Regions from separate parts of the Homo sapiens genome. Here region 1 is linked to region 2. Evidence: chromatin loops called from intact Hi-C (ENCODE). Cell type or tissue: heart left ventricle. All regions are shown on one strand. Region 1 overlaps CLMN (calmin). Region 2 overlaps DICER1 (dicer 1, ribonuclease III).

What was found. Hi-C counts contacts between places; a loop is a spot of excess contacts. Peaks named below come from ENCODE experiments on the same cell type or tissue, not always from the same donor. Only the 100,000 strongest peaks of a DNase experiment are listed, where the experiment ranks them.
Region 1: a loop joins it to region 2, with 2.4 times the contacts of the local background. A loop is called at or near these places in 8 of 110 quality-filtered maps.

Annotation. Positions count from the first base shown.
Region 1 is chr14:95,187,952-95,195,951 of GRCh38, reverse strand. It overlaps CLMN (calmin), which reads left to right. Exons shown (of 13, transcript NM_024734.4): 11 at 1,356-1,416; 12 at 2,033-2,103; 13 at 4,220-8,000. The coding sequence ends at 4,388. Among named protein-coding and RNA genes, the nearest start is that of DICER1-AS1, 34 kb to the right of the region's middle. In heart left ventricle, no CTCF peak of the experiment used is centred here; no DNase peak of the experiment used is centred here; H3K27ac peaks cover 1,273 bases; H3K27me3 peaks cover 1,438 bases.
Region 2 is chr14:95,138,729-95,146,728 of GRCh38, reverse strand. The region is part of intron 1 of DICER1 (dicer 1, ribonuclease III); the gene reads left to right. Among named protein-coding and RNA genes, the nearest start is that of MIR3173, 4.7 kb to the right of the region's middle. In heart left ventricle, no CTCF peak of the experiment used is centred here; no DNase peak of the experiment used is centred here; H3K4me3 peaks cover 781 bases; H3K27ac peaks cover 872 bases.

The DNA of each region.
Region 1 (8,000 bases), 49 kb before region 2:
GATAATGAGATTTAACTGATCTACAGGAATCTCATAGCACACCTCTGCTCTGTCACTCCAAGGCCACCAGATGAGCCAGATTTGTCCCAGGGAAAATGTGTAACTGCTGAAAATCAGAAGACCCTGGTCTCTCCCCTCTCTCATCGTCACAATAGTCAGTCAGTGTTGATCAAGCCCTTACTGTGCCCAGGAACTTCACATTCATTTTCTCATTCATTCTCACGTCACCTATAGACACATTGGTGGGACTGTGCCTCATATGGCAGACAAAGAAGGTCAGGGGGCCAGGTAACTTCCCCAGCTTAGGGAGTCTTGGACTCAGATGTGTCCCACTCCACATTCCACATTCTTTTTGTGCCCCCTTGTTGCCTGTGATGATGTAATACAAGCTGCAACAGAAAACTATTGAGGTATGCATTTGGGGAGGGGTAGGGAGAAGCCCATACAGACAGAGCCAGAGGAGTTGCTGGCAGGTGCCTGGCTTTCCACCTCCCTCTGCCTTGCTTCTGTGCCTGGACTTTGGGGAAACAGAGGCAGGGGGAGGAGGGCCAAGGCACAACAGAAGGCTGCTGCCCACTTGGCCTTTGACTCCCAGCGTGCCTGTCCCTGCCCCTGGGTGTGACTGTCTAGCAGTCATCTATGATCTTCTCATGTCGCTGGGCTCTGCTGTCAGTGCAGGTGAGCACTTTGGACAAACAGTGCAGGGGATTTGCCCAACTGCTCAGCTTCTCCCTAAGCAGATTAATTCTCAAAGAGTCCTTGAGCAGCCACTATGCAATGGAGTCTGCTAGGCCTGGGGACTTCAGGAGAGGGAGAAAGAGGTCAGCCACAGGGGTGATTCAGGCGGGGCTCCATCCTTCAAGGAAATAGGACGTTACCCTCCATTCCGCTAGGACTGGGTGGAATGTGAAAAGTGCGAGGCAAGCATTCCCACTTGTACATTTTGGACCTCAGACGCAGGTAGAGAGAGTCAGGGCAGCCTGGTCTAGGCCCAGGTCTGACTAATTGCAGAGAACCTCTGGTGAGTCCCAGCACATCAGGATGCTTGGGTTACTTCCTGCTCCAAATGCTTTGATTTTTAAGAATATGTGCCTTGCTTTCTATTTAAAATCCTGACTTTGATTTTTCTTGTAGATGAGGGCCCAATGTGTGTATCACTAATATCCATCCTATTTGTAAGCACTGTCCAACCAAAGTAGGCATGTTAGATATAAAATCTGTCATTTCTGTCCCTGGCTGTGAAGTTGTCGCTTGCCTAAACCCATACGTGGAAACCCCAGGATGGGGGTGACCGTACAACTGAGCCATGAAGAGCTCCAGGTGGTACCAATTCAAAACATGTGTTTGTTTTTCAGGACTAGTCACAGTGACTCCAGCATTTACCTTCGACGACATACTCATAGGTCTTCGGAATCGGTTAGTATGTGAATTTCTTCTCTTTCCGCACGGCCCCTGCTAATCAATTCCTTTCCATCCTTCCTCCTCCCCAGCCCAGAGCTTTGAAATTACTGGCATGCAACAGCTATACTTTTGGATAGAAGACAAGCAGATTGGAACCTTATCATTAAGCACAGTCCGATCGGATATCCGGTTTGGGCAATAAGAGATGTAAATAAAGTGAGGATTTTAAAGCCCAAAGGCCTCCTTGCTATAAAAACGCACCCAAAACGCCTCACCTGGACCCCGCGCGCACCCAGAAGGATCACGTTCAGAGACAGAGGTGCAACATGAGTCAAGGTCCGATGGACAGTGGCACGTGCTCAGTAGCAGATGTGTTAGAACCCGGAGCAGCACACCCCAATCCGGGTTCCGGGTGGTGGGGTCTCTCGCACTCACAAGGGAGGGGCTTAGGGGAGGAGGTAGAGGAATGTATATTGTTTAGCACTTTGATTTTGGATCTAGACGCTGGCGGTATTGAGAAATGCCCGGCATGCTCGGCTTTGTGTGTTTAAAATCGTTTTATCTTCTGTTTCAGAGATTTCATCTTTACTAATTGGGTTGCGGGGGCTTTTGTTTATAAATTTCACTGTAGGATCATTTTAGCTATGTTCAGTTGAGGAACGCAGCAGATCTGGATGACAGAAGAAACCGAATATTAACCAGGTTGGTGGCTTTACTTCAGGTTTTGTGGGGGTAGTAATAAAATGTTTTTACATTCTGCAGCCTGCCTTACAGGGGTGGTTATTCTCCCACTGCTTTGTTGATAACAGTATTAATAATTTGGGATAATGCAAGAAAATAACTATTCCAGAGAAAATGATGTAAATTGAATATGAGTAGAAAGGAAAAGTAGATATTAATTAACACTGATGGTTAGGGCCCGGTTCCGAAAATGAGTCAGTTTAAAGACGGGTCTGGGTTCTGAGCCTGCAGCTGTGTTTAAATGAGTGGTATAGAGTATAGGGTGGTTTAGTGGTATAGGGTAGTTAGCAAAGGGACGGCCAGGCAGGAGAAGAGGTGGTGGTCTTGTGAGGCTGTGTGGCCCCTGTGAATGCTGTAGCCCCTGACGCCTGTCCATTCTCTGTTGCCACTGCAGGTACAGTACTCAGAAGCTTACTGAGCTGATTTTACAGTTTTATGGCATCAGAGCAGACATGAAGAGGGAAAGCAAACATGCCAGGATGTCTATGAAAGTATTTCTTGCTGTCGGAGAACTGTTGGCCTGGCCTAATGTTGCTGAATTGCTGGAAACCTGCCCATTTAAAACATAGGAAACCAGAAAAACGTCTCAAATTCTTACAATTCTGAGACGTCCCCATTCCTGTTGAAGTCATAGAGTTGCTTTATTATGTTTTTATTTTTAAAAAATTTTATTTACTCGCCACAGATTTGAATTGGCTTGGAAGGATTTAGATTACTGGAATCGGAAGCCTCTGTCTGAATATTACCCAACACCCAAGAGTGTGGTCATTAGAACCCCATCCCTCTGGCTGCTAAAAAAGAAGCAAGACAGCTCCTTTCCCCTGCCATGAAATGGAAATACTAATTCAAGTTTTCCACCAGGCTGGATATGCTCATAGGAAAATAATCCTTTTTGCTCTTATGAGATAGAGGCGTTGAAAATAGAACCTGTAAAGTTGAGAAATGCAGTCGTGTTTTCAGTTGTCTACATTGAGCATTTATTACCTTTATAATAAAAAATATGGTTTAGGCTGCGCATGGTGGCTCACGCCTGTAATCCCAGCACTTTGGGAGGCCAAGGAGGGAGGACTGCTTGAGGCCAGGAGTTTGAGACTAGCCTGGGCAACACAGAGAGACCGTGTCTCTATAAAAAGTATATAGTTTAACTTGTTTCTGTGGACAGCTTTTTAAAGAAGACCATCATGTGGGTATTTATCATTCAGTATGTAGACTGTGGCAGATGTTTAATCCCACCCTGCCCCTCGCTCCTGCTATCAGGAGATAGTTCTGGGACAAGTGGTTTTAGCCTCTCGTAATCTCCATTACACCGCACGAAACCACCCTAAGAGGCTTACACTGCAGGCTTCTCTACATGCAGCTCCAAGCAGAGGCCCCAGCCCCAGGCAAAACCTTCTGGGCTTCCCTATGATCCGCCAGGCAAAACTGAAATGACATTTTAACACTACCACCTATAAAATAAAAGCAGGAAGGTAAATCTGACTGAAATCAAATCTAGTAATTATTTTAAAGGTAATATTCCAAAGCCAAAACAAAACTGTGGGGAATGGGAGAGGTCTTTGTTTCTTTCTGATAGATGATTTAAAATGATCTGCTATTAGGGACACTTCATCCCTTAGATGACCTATGGGGTCCCCTGCGTTACTAACAAACAGCAGCAAGCGATCAGTATCTAACTCCGTGTCACTCTCTGAGAGCACTGTGGCATCAAGAAAGGTGTCCCAGGAGACCTGGCCTAGGCGCCCTCTCTGTCGCCAAGTTAATTGCATGGCCTTGGGCAAGTCACTCCACCCCGAAAGCCTCAGTGTGTCCATCTGCAGAATGGGGCTGCCACCTCCTCTCACCTGATGTTATGGAGATGAACGGAGTACGTGCAAAAGCTCGAGGGGCTGCCTGGATGGCCCGACGCACTGCCTTGGGCCAGTACACACAGTGTGGGGCCTACCTGGACATGGTGCTGGGGAGCCTTCGGGTCTTCAGGCGGGGAGTGGGGGCCGGGGAGAGACGGGTAGCACTGGGTGGGGTCCACTTTCCTGGGAACCTGCTTGGTAACTGCGTTTCCTCTGTGTTTCTTCTGTAGGAAGGCCAACAGCTCAGGAGAAGCCATGTCACTGGGGAGCCACAGCCCGCAGAGTGACTCCCTGACACAGCTTGTCCAGCAGCCGGATATGATGTATTTTATTCTCTTCCTGTGGCTCCTGGTGTACTGCTTGCTGCTCTTCCCACAACTGGATGTTAGCAGGCTCTGATACGTGTGTCTGGATAATAAAAAAGACAGGACCCTGACCAGGGGCGGGGTTACTTCATTTTATTTTGGGTTCTGGGTGGGGCACTTCTACAGACAGTTGAGGACCTCCGAGGAAACTTAGACCCCCTTTCTCGCTATTGTGGTTTTTTTTTTTTTTTCAGGTTTCCTTTTTTTTCTGGACAACCTGAGCATGCTTTTTTCTTTGGCTGTGTACTCAAAACTCAGGCATGCAGCTGGATCCGTAGGTGGGGTTTTGTCCTTGTGTGCCTTGCTGGGTTGGATAGGGAGCATTGTTAGTGATCATTAGCCCGCCTGGATCTTAGCACACCCCACATTGCAGGTTCACACGCTGGATGAACTTGAGTTTCTTACCTCTCAGATGAAGGGCTGCTTAATGAGAAAGAGGGTGGGCACCCCAGGCCAAGCCCCAGCTGGGGAGAGAGCTGCCACGTTTTCCTCCAAGCGTGGGTGTTTGAGAGAAGGTGCTGGGGTCCATGCACCTGTCGCAGTCCGGTAACTGGTTGCATTCACTAGGGGAAATCCGAGCAGCCAGCTCTGTGTAAGCACATCCAGGAATGGCAGAATCCAGGGAGGAAGGTGAAAGCTGTGTTGAGAGCCACTGTGTGCTCTTTTTCACCCTGTTTTTTTTGTTGTTTTTTTGTTTTGTTTTTTGTTTGAGGGGAGATAACACTTGAAATTCAGTTTTCCATTGATTGGATTGAGATAGAACCATGATTTTCAAACCAGATCGCCAGGGCCCAGCAGGGCCATATAAAAGCCATGAGGAGTGGCTGGGCTGGAATCAGCTCCCAGCAGTGCTGGAGCTGGGTGGTGGGGTAGCTTCCTGCCCACTAAAGCTTTGGTGCACACCTCCCTCAGAATGCATGTCTTGGAACGGGCATTCTTTGTGGTCACTTGTAATGGGTTTCTTGAAGAGGCTTTCTGGACAGCACTCCGGGAGCAGGCCAGCACAGGAGGTTTGTGAAAGAAGAGAGGCATCTCTAGCACCCCTGCCCCCAGTCTTCCTCAGCCCCAGGCTCCCTCTGCTCTCTCCTCCCTGCCAAGACTCAGGTCCGTGGTGAGTCTCTGCATTGGTTCCTCCTCCCCTTGCTCTCCCCTTCAGAAAGCATGTACCAGGCAACCCTTATAAAATCACAAATGAGTCAGGAGGGGACTCAGTGAGCATCTTGTCTAGCTGGACCCAGAGAGACAGAGCAGCTTGACCAAGATCATATAGCCGACCAGGGGCAGACTTGCAGTGAGCACACAGGCACCTGATGCCCTGTCCAGAGCTGTCACCCCTTGTAGGAAACTTCCACTGGGCACACCAATGTCCTGAGAAAAAGATAAAATGACTAGATTAAAATGTCCACATTCAAGCAAAACCAAAAAGTTTAGACCAACTATCGACATTTGTTTTGTTCTTGTATTTTTCCCATGAGGAATTCTTACTCACCTTCAAGCTCATCCCCAATTCCTTCTGAAATACCCTTGACAGCTGCAACAGCTTGTCATTTGACATACCAGCGTCGCTCTTACTCCAGGAATCACGTTTCTTTCTTTGCTAGCCAAGGACTTGCTCATTTCAAGCAGTGGGTTTCAAGTTTACAGAATTCCAGCATGGCCAGAAGAATTTACATAGCACATCTGAGTCGATGACAGCCAAAATCTGGCCTCTAAACCAGTCTGATTATAGTCTGTCTCCCCTCCTGAAAGAATTTCAGCCTTCCAACCAGAAAGCTGCTGGGAGCTTGGAGTGATTCCATCTGGAAGGCCAAGAGCCCCATGGAAAATGAGCTAATTAATGAGCTCCCTGGCATCAATGAAAGCTCAAAGGTACAGATAATAAAGATTATGTGATAGTTTATAACTCTGGGCACCATGCAGTCCTTGCCTAAATTAGATGCTCGAAGAGCCTGGGAAGAGCCAACCCAAATGTGAATCATTTCATTTTATGGGTCTAGACCTTGTTCAGAAAAACCTCTGCAAGATACTTCTCTCACCTATTACAACTTGTAATATTGTTTAAAACATCTACTGGCAAGATGCCTGAAAGTCATTTGGTTCAGGTTGGCAGTCAACTGATATTTTGCAAAGGAAAAAAAAATCTCATTTGAGTATAGGCTTCTATGGAAGAAGCTGGATATAGAAAATGGATGTGGAAGTCTGCAGGACAAACCACCCCATTGCTTGTAAATTTTTTTTAAATTAAAAGAAATACAATAAGGCTTTTAACAAGAACTAGCAGTCCCCTAAGTCTCGCTGCTTAGAAGTAACCACTTTCAACTCTCTTATGTTTGCATTTCTACATAACGTGCTTACACTTTATTTTTTAATTTAGAAACATCTACTGGCTTGCTGTCACAGTAGAGGAGGATTTCACTCTTACCATACCGTGCTTTGGTTTTCCAGTATAGCTAGATCACATCATTTAGTACATTTCTATTAGGTGTTGACATTACCTGGAGCACTTAAGGATTGTTGACTCCCAAGCCCAGCAGTGTGTTATGGTTACATGTCCTTTCTCCTCCAAATGTCCCCATTAATTTGCTATTCTCTCTCTTTACTTTTTTTTTTTTTTTGGTGTGGCACATTCTTTAATAACTTCCTGAGGAAGAGAACATGGGAAGTAAATATGGTTGTAAATATTTTGAGATTTTTGCATGACTTAAGATGTCTGTATTCTGCCCTTAACAGAAATGTGGCTGAGCATAGAATGACAGGTGGAAAATAATACCCTCCCCTAGCCCCTCCCAAGCGTGCTGGTTGAGATTTCTGATGCCATTCTGATTCCCGTACCTTTATATGTGACTTAGGTTTTTTTATCCACCCTTCCTGGAAACATTTAAGATCTCTTTATTCTTGGTGTTCTGAACTGTCATGATGGTGTTGTATCCCGGGTGTTAAACCTTGTGCTGGGCCTTCATGGGAAATTTCTTAAATTTTCTTGTGATTATTTACATTCTTTCTTTCTGGACCACCTATTATTTCAATGTTGGACCCTCCCCTACACCCAGGCTGATGCTCTAATATTTTTTATCTTTTCTATTTTTCGTCTATGTTTCTGATCTGCTTTCAGGAAGAATTATTCATTTTTATCTTCCCAATCTGAATGTTTTATTGAATTTTTATTTTCCAAGTTAATAAAACCTTTGGTTATTATCCTGTCTTTGTTTTACAGTGTCCTGCTCTTGATGCGTGGATGCAGATTTTGTCTCTCTGTGGACGTTAATGATTGTGGTCTGAGGGGAAGTCTTTTCTGCTCCCTGTGTTGCCCTCATTTTCTCTGAGTTCTCTTTATTTTGGTGGTCTCAGTCTCTATCTTTCACGTTGTGAATTTTTCTCAAATATATGGTGATCCTATGGATCTGTTCATGTTTTAAGAGTGAGGCATCCAAAAGCTGATTGGAAGTTGTGTGTGCCAACTGGTGAGCTTTTCCACTAGGGTCACCAGGTGGGCACCTGGACTCATCATTGGAGAACACTGCCTGTCAGTATTTGCACGTGTTTTCTCTGGGGCTCATTCTGTTTCTTGAGAGATATTCCCACTACTCTCCTTCCTGGGAAACGGGCATACACAGGGCTTTTAGCCTATGCTGAGTACTCATGTGGT
Region 2 (8,000 bases):
CCACTTGGCCTGCCTGTGCCACACCTGGCTTGTGCTCTGGCTCAGCTAGTGGCTGGGCCAGTCATGCCCCAGCCTACCTGTGTTACGGCTCATACCCACGTTTGGCGGTTCCTGAGTTCTTGTTCTGCATCCAAGAAGAATGAGGATATGCTGACAACTGAAGGGTGAGGAAGGCAGACGTAAATTTTATTGAGCAATGAAACAGTTCTCAGCAGAAAGGGGATGCGGGGGTGGTTCCCCACCCGAAGTTGTGTGGTTTTTCCCCCAGTGTGGCTGGGTCCTGGGCTTTTACAGGCTCAGAATAGGGGAGTGTGTGCTGATTGGTTTGTGAGTATGCAAAAAAAAGTTAAAAGCACCACTCAAAGGTGGGCTTGACAGTGTAAGAAACCAATTAGGGAAGTGTAGGTATATGTAAGATAGGTGAAGGGTGAGGATCAATCAGAGGAAAGTGTGCCAAATGGCAAGACAGGTTCTCAATCCGGTCCCTGGATTTATCTGGGACTTGTAGTTCTCTTGAAAAACAAACAAAAAATACTGTGTATCTCGACCTTCAGGCTTTAAACTGTCTTTGATTTGAAGGTGGGGTTTCACTGGGGACCTACCCCTGTCTGCCTAGGCATTTGTCTGCCTGCTGCTGCTCTCAACATAAGCATTTTTGTTCATTATAAACTTACCATTTTAAATGGCTGAATTGAACTTCACCATGTAAAATGAACCAGGGTTTACCAAACCATTTCCTCAATCATTGTTAGACATGTAAATTGGTGGCGGGGAGTGTTTCTTTGCTCTTATAAATGGTAATGATGAAGGGAGCGTTTCTATATGAAGTTTTTTTTGTGTGTGTGGTAATGACTAGGTTAATGTGCAGCGAATTTTAATTAAGAATGACAGAAATGTAAAGTTCATACCCATAGTGTTAGGGTAAACTAAAAAAAAAACTTTTTAAAAAGACAAATGACAATTAAAAGTAAAAATATAAATAGTTCTTGTGTTTTGTATTTAAATATGCAAAGATACCAGTGTTTAAATTCTTGAAATTATTGTTTTTTTTTTCTCTTTAGTCTCTTAATCCTTGGTTTGACCTTAATCTTTTCATAGTCTATATTCACTAAATAATAGTTGATAAATCCTTGAAATACTTGTTTTATATACTGTGGATATGTTGGATATTTTCTTTTGATTTCTTTTTTATATTTTTGAAATATCCATGATTATTACTATTTCTTGTTTCTCTGTGAAACATTTTATTGCCTAAGAAACAGTTCAGTGAAATAATGTTTTCAGTGATGTCTGTCCAGCCAGTAAGTAGTACACAGTATTTTTTGTTTGTTTTTCAAGAGAACTAGTGAATACAAAACTGTTTAAATTTACTTTACGTTAGGTACCATATTTTGTGATTTAATTGCATTGATTTTCATCTTAATGTAAATGCATAATGGCTAGCTTGTTTGGAATGTAGGGGAGGAAAACTTTTCCTCCACCCACTTAGGCTCTATTGCTGGGATCTGTGAATTAAACTAACAAAAGACATTAACAGGGGAAGAGGTCTACAGCTTGTATTGATGTTAATATTTTTGCACGCACAGGGGCATCAAAGAAAAAGATGTAAAATCCCAAAGAAACACTTAGATTTAGAGGCTCATATACCATCTTAACAAAGAGTGATAAATTGTGGAAGGACAAAGGAGGGGATGTTTGGATTTCTAGGGTTGATAAACTGTGGGAAGGTGATTAGACGGTGTATGGAGGAAACCATTGGTAGAAAAGGTTTATTTATTAAGGTTTGTTTATGCAGATTCATCTTGGTGCCATCTCTCTGTGCTGTGATAAGGATTGTTCTTTTCTTCCTGGTGTAGAAGAAGGGGGAGTTTATGCCTTACTCTTAAGTAGAAAAAGGGAAGGCATAGAACTTTTCCTGAATCTGTTGATTCTTAATTGCTTTCAGCTCAAAATAATATACCAAAGTGGCATAGTTGGGGGTGGCATCTCCTGATCCCCATTCAGGAGTTTGTGGTTTTTCAGGTTAATCTGGCTATAAATTCTGTATAAAATCTTCTATGCATTATATGAGAATGCATTTTCTATGCCGAATCTTACGGTTAATGAAACATTTTAGGTTTTCTTTAAGGGTTTCATAAAATTTTAAGAGTTTAAGAATTATGCTAAAAAAAATGGTTCTAGGTAGAGATATTTTGTATGATATGGATTTTGTATGTTCCAAGCATTTTATTTTCTCTCTACTAAGTTTAAGATCTTGTGTAATCCTCGTAATAGTCAGGTGTTTCTGTTTTACAGGCAAGTAAACAATGTTAGCGAGGTAGTGGAGTCTGGATTTAAACCTTGGTATTCTGACACTGAACTGCTTGCTGGCATTAAGATAATTTTTAAAAGAAAGATAGGTACAAAGGAAAAAAAAAAGAGGCTGCTTCCTATATCCCCAGTTGCCTTACTCAGTGCCTCCTGCATAGGCGGGTATACATGAGAAGGGAGTGACAGTGTATAGATGTCACTGAAAACTCAGAATCAGTGTTTTGAGGCAAATACGTCCATTAAATACATGTTTATATGTATATATAAGTATATGTATAAATATAAATGTGTATATTAAGAGGCAAGAGCATCAATTTGCTTATTAAGTTAGCTAAAAACATCTGAGACTTTTTCTGCTCTACAACTTAGAAAAGGGAAGTAGGTAGGAGTTGTTTTCAAACAACTTGGATTCTATGTGTGGATTCATTTTCAGTGTGGCTGTTTGCCCACTTTCATTTTCATTTTTAAAAATTCCTCCATGTAGTTGGCCAGCATATTTTAGGGCTTCTCCAGTATTTAAGTTCTAAGAAATGGAATTTTATTATTTGGTATGAATACTGTTTGAGATTTGGGCTATATTTAAAAAATAAAAAAGCTAATGTTAGGGAAATACAATTAAAACCAAAATCTCCCAACCCAGAAAATTGCTCCACAAAGGTAGAAAAGAAAGAAAACAATGTTATTATTGAATGAACATTAAATCAGACTGCTGTGCCCATCACAGGCAGTCACTAAAGGGATGGCAAAGACAGAAAGAAATCTTACTGTTTTATGTAACTAAATGGTTACAATCCATTACATCCATATTTTCAAGATAAAATTGCTAATTTTTTTTCACATTTTTATGACTAGAGGTAGGTTTTACATTTTGGAGTCAGGTGACAGATTAGGCCCATCTCCTCCTAGGAAACCAGGCGATTGAGTGTTATTTCCCATTTCAGAGATGGCTTTCAGGTCCTTAGGAAACATAGCCAAGTTATAAGACTAGAGACTTAAATTTATATACATTGAAAGGGAGGGAGAAATAAAATCTGGAAAAGAAAAGGGGAAAGGGACCTCTTCCCTTTTATTTTCAGCAGGGAGAACTATGCCTCTTATTTTTAATTTGTATTTGTCCTTACGTCAACAGTCAGTATTTTGTATCTATACCATGGCTGTCCTAAGTGATGTAGGCGTGATTGCAGTTAAAATAATGCCTTGTATCTCACATAGCACTTTTGTTACTAGGAACTTAAAGTGCTTCATACATTTTTTTAGTTTTCTCTGTTAGCTTACCATGAGTATTGCTTATACTGTTTTAATGTCACTATATTGTGGTTTTTTTCCATTTGTTTATCCTGGAACTTTATAGAAGTCATGCATTTTGGGCTTTGTGAGAGTAGGAATGAAATCTGGATGGTAATATTTGCAAAGTTAATAATGTCAGAATCTGTGATGCATAATAACATGGATGAGTTGAAATTATTTTGTCACCAATTTTGAAAATTCACAGCAGAAAGTTCTAGGTGCCTTTAGGCTTCAGATCTGAATGGTTAGCTCTTTCTTGCTACTAGCCTGTGAAAGGATACAGCCTCGTTACTGCATTTAGTTGCTAATGTGGATTAAGTTTGCTAGTTTGTACTAAAACTTGACTGTCTGATATGTGGCGTGCCTGTTTCAGAGTTATCTTAAAGGGGCCTATGAAACAGGATTTTGCAGGTTTGTACTTTACTTCACAGTGATCAATTAAAATGAGAAAATGACCTATTAGCTTTGAATTACCAGTATAAAATAAGTTGCTATTATACTTGACATATTACCTTTCTAATGTATGTATGGAATTATCAATGGAAATAATGTGGATAACTTAGCAATAATTTTGTAATAGTTGGGTGACATTGAATTTTAAAGGATTATCAACTTAGTAATTTGATTATGGCATTTCTAGGAATGAGGTGAGTCTGAATTGGAAATCATCTCTAGAGGGTGACACAGCAGGACATGTTGGTGTGCGTGGTCTTTGCATCCTACTAGGTGGCGGTATAGAATGAAATTAAAAATTAAATGAAGTCTGAGGTAGCCTTAGAAAACACAAATTTGGCTGGTTGCAGTGGCTCACACCTGTAATCTGCAGTATTCAATACAGCATGTTACTGTACTGAGTACTGTAGGCAGTTGTAATGCAGTGGTATTTGGGTAATCTTTTGGGACTACAGCACTTTGGGAGGCCACGGTGGGAGGATCACTTGAGCCCAGGAGTTCGAGACCAGCCTGGGAAACATGGGGTGGCCCCAGCTCTACAAAATAGAAAAAAAAAATAAAAAACAAAAAGAAAAATGAAAACATAAGCACTGACATATTGGGAGATAGGAAGATATGCTCATATACAGCATGGTACTGATTTATCATAGTGTTTAAGTATTTTTAAAGCCAAGTTTTACTGAGGGAAAAGGTAATTTAATGCCAAGAGTTATCCCTTCTATCTAATTGGATTGTACTAACAAGTTGTTTTTCCTGGCTGTATTAGAACATAATATCCCAATTTTAAAGGGCAGTTCTTTTAGACATGCATTGTCTTGTTGCCCAACAGATAAAGAATTTTATGAGGGATCTTAAAAAGTAGAACATCTCTTAAAGTTCGTTTTAAAAAATGAGTTGTCTCTTCTAAAATTTCTCTCTGATTGCTTTTAGGTTACCTAGGGTATGAATTAATACAGACTTGGAAACTCTGAAAGAACTTAGAATCAGCATTTTGAGGTAAATATGTATATGCCAAAGTAGTGATAAGGTTGCCCCAGTCTGCTTTGTTGACTTCTTAGCAAAACAAATTTGTGTATGAAATGAGAACTTTAACCTCCATGAGAATGTCTTTTAAAGGACTGGAAGTAGTAAAAAGAGGCCACTGCCAATTTGTTTTTCCTGAGCTTATGGTAGTGGAGGCATTGCAGAAGGCTCAGACCTGAGCGCAAACCAAGTCTGATGTCAGATCTAACAAAATCAGTATTTGTTGATCAAATTAAACTTTTTATATCTACATTTTATGCTTTCTTAGTTTTTGATTTATAATCTCTTTTAGAGAGCCACCCCAAATTTAAATTTATGCCCGACATTAACATTAACAGTGTTCTTGAATTATTTTATTTATAAACTAATTCTATAAAAATGTATAGTGTAGATGTAACTGTCCTTTTGTGTTTTTAATTTCATTTTGGGAAATTGGAATTGCTGATGGATTTCATACCTGTGTTAAAGAGTTACTACTGGGTTATTTGGATTTCTCAGCCAAGTACGTCTTCTGGTGACCTTCTTTATTTCTTTCGTTTATGTGAATTTAGGAAATAATAGCTATTTTTTTCATTTTTCTATAAAATACCATCTTTAGACTTTATTTACTTTGATTTCCTTATATTAGCTTTGAAATCTTTTTTTGAACTTTGCTCTAGCTCTTTATTTCTCCCAGATCTCTGGGAATTAGGCATGCTATTGTAGCTTATTCTCTTGTTCTTTGTTTTAGGGTAAGCCTTGGTATCCTAAAATAATCTAAATGCCTTTTGTTTAAAATTTAATTCAAAATAATGGCCTTTTATTCAACTCTTCATATCAGTAGGGCTCTCTTGTAGATGTGTTTCTGTTCAGTTTACAGGAATCTTAAACTTGGCTATTTTTGCATTTATTTTTAGAGCAGAAGCTTGGGCATGCTGTGATTTTCCAATAAACTGCTATCACAATGTCAAAATGCAGTTCAGACAAGAGCAACACAGAGATCTCAAACATTAAAACGGTAAATCTGTGATTCATCATGTGGAAAGAGGAAGAGAGTTTATTCTTGTCTTTCTTGTCTTTTGCTAAATTACAGTCATGCATTGCTTAATGACTGGATATCTTCTGAGAAATGCATTGTTAGGCGATTTTGTCATTGTGTGAACATCATAGAGTGTACTTAATTAACATAAACCTACATGGTATAGCCTATTATACACCTAGGCTATATGGTATGACCTTTTGTTCCTAGGCTACTAACCTGTACACCATGTTACTATATTGAATACTGTAGGCCGTTGTGACACAGTGGTATTTGTATATCTAAATATACCTAAGCATAGAAAAGGTACAGTAAAAATACAGTATCATAATCTTACGAGACCATAGTCTTATACGGGGTCAGTCTCTAAAACATTGTTATTGGGTGCATGACTGTATTTCTAAGTGCATAATATGTGGAAACTATGAAACAACCTCACTAGTTTCATGAGGGTAAGTTGTTTGACCAGAAATTTAAAATCTATAGTTGAAAAACAGTCATGTGGAGTTATTTTGGCTCTGCAAAAGCAGTTAATGGTAGCCAGTTTATCTGTGAAACTAGAACCTTTACCTGCCAGCAGAGATTCAGATCTTTTCATTAAGGCCAAGTTTAAAAAATCTGTTTAAACATGCCAAGAAAGTAAAAATTGGCAAAATTATAGGTTTTCCTGTTTTTATATTACAGATTACCTGTTGGAATTTTAAGTCTTGGATTTGTTTTCCCTAAATAGAAAGTGCATTACTGGGGCCAGTTATTGTCCACTAAATGAATGAAAATTAATTTAAACATTGTAACCTTATGGAAAATATAATTGGAAGGGTTAAATTGTTGTTCTTTATGTCCTTGTACATCCTCTCTCCTGCACTCATCTCTCAGGGCTGGTAGGAGTGGGATAGATGTGTGTTTCCAAACCGAATAGAAATATATCTTGATCCATCCATGATTCTGTTCTGTATATTATTGTGTGGACATTCATGAGTCTCTAATTCAGTTTGTCAAATATTTACTTAAATGTATATACAGAACATTGTAGCAGGAAATTTAAGAGGTGCAAAGAATGAGACTCATGTCTTGTTCTTATGGAGCTGTGCTCCAGTAAAAGAATAACATGTATGTTGTGTATGTGTGTCTATGAATAGCTCTAAAAATCTGTGATAGAAATTATGAAAGGCAAATAGAAGCTGTTTGAGGTTTTAATGTCACTCAGGTGGACATTGTTTTCATTCTAACAACCTGCAGTTTTTGTTTACCATGTCCTGGATGTGGTTCTGTACAGTGGGTAATACAGGTAAGGGTAAGATATGCAGCTCCTATATCCAAGGAAATTCTAGTCTAATTGGTCATATTTTAGTGAGAACAGAGTTTTAAGAGAAATTTTCTAAATAAGAATTCATATAAAATTACAGAAGTACATTTTATGGATTAAGACTATACCCCAAGCCTCTGTAGTATAACTGCTAGGATCACTTGGATTGAGCACATAGGATTGAAATACAGGATTAAACACTTTCAGTTGGTCAGTCAGGGAGGATGCATAATATGCTATAGGCTTTCAGCCAACAGGGATTACTCTTCTGTTGTGGAAATTGCTGGTGAATGGTGATGAGGCAGCAATAGGATAGCATTCTTTTTTTTTTTTTTTTATTTTTTTATTTATTTTTATTTTTTTTATTATACTCTAAGTTTTAGGGTACATGTGCACATTGTGCAGGTTAGTTACATATGTATACATGTGCCATGCTGGTGCGCTGCACCCACTAATGTGTCATCTAGCATTAGGTATATCTCCCAATGCTATCCCTCCCCCCTCCCCCGACCCCACCACAGTCCCCAGAGTGTGATATTCCCCTTCCTGTGTCCATGTGATCTCATTGTTCAATTCCCACCTATGAGTGAGAATATGCGGTGT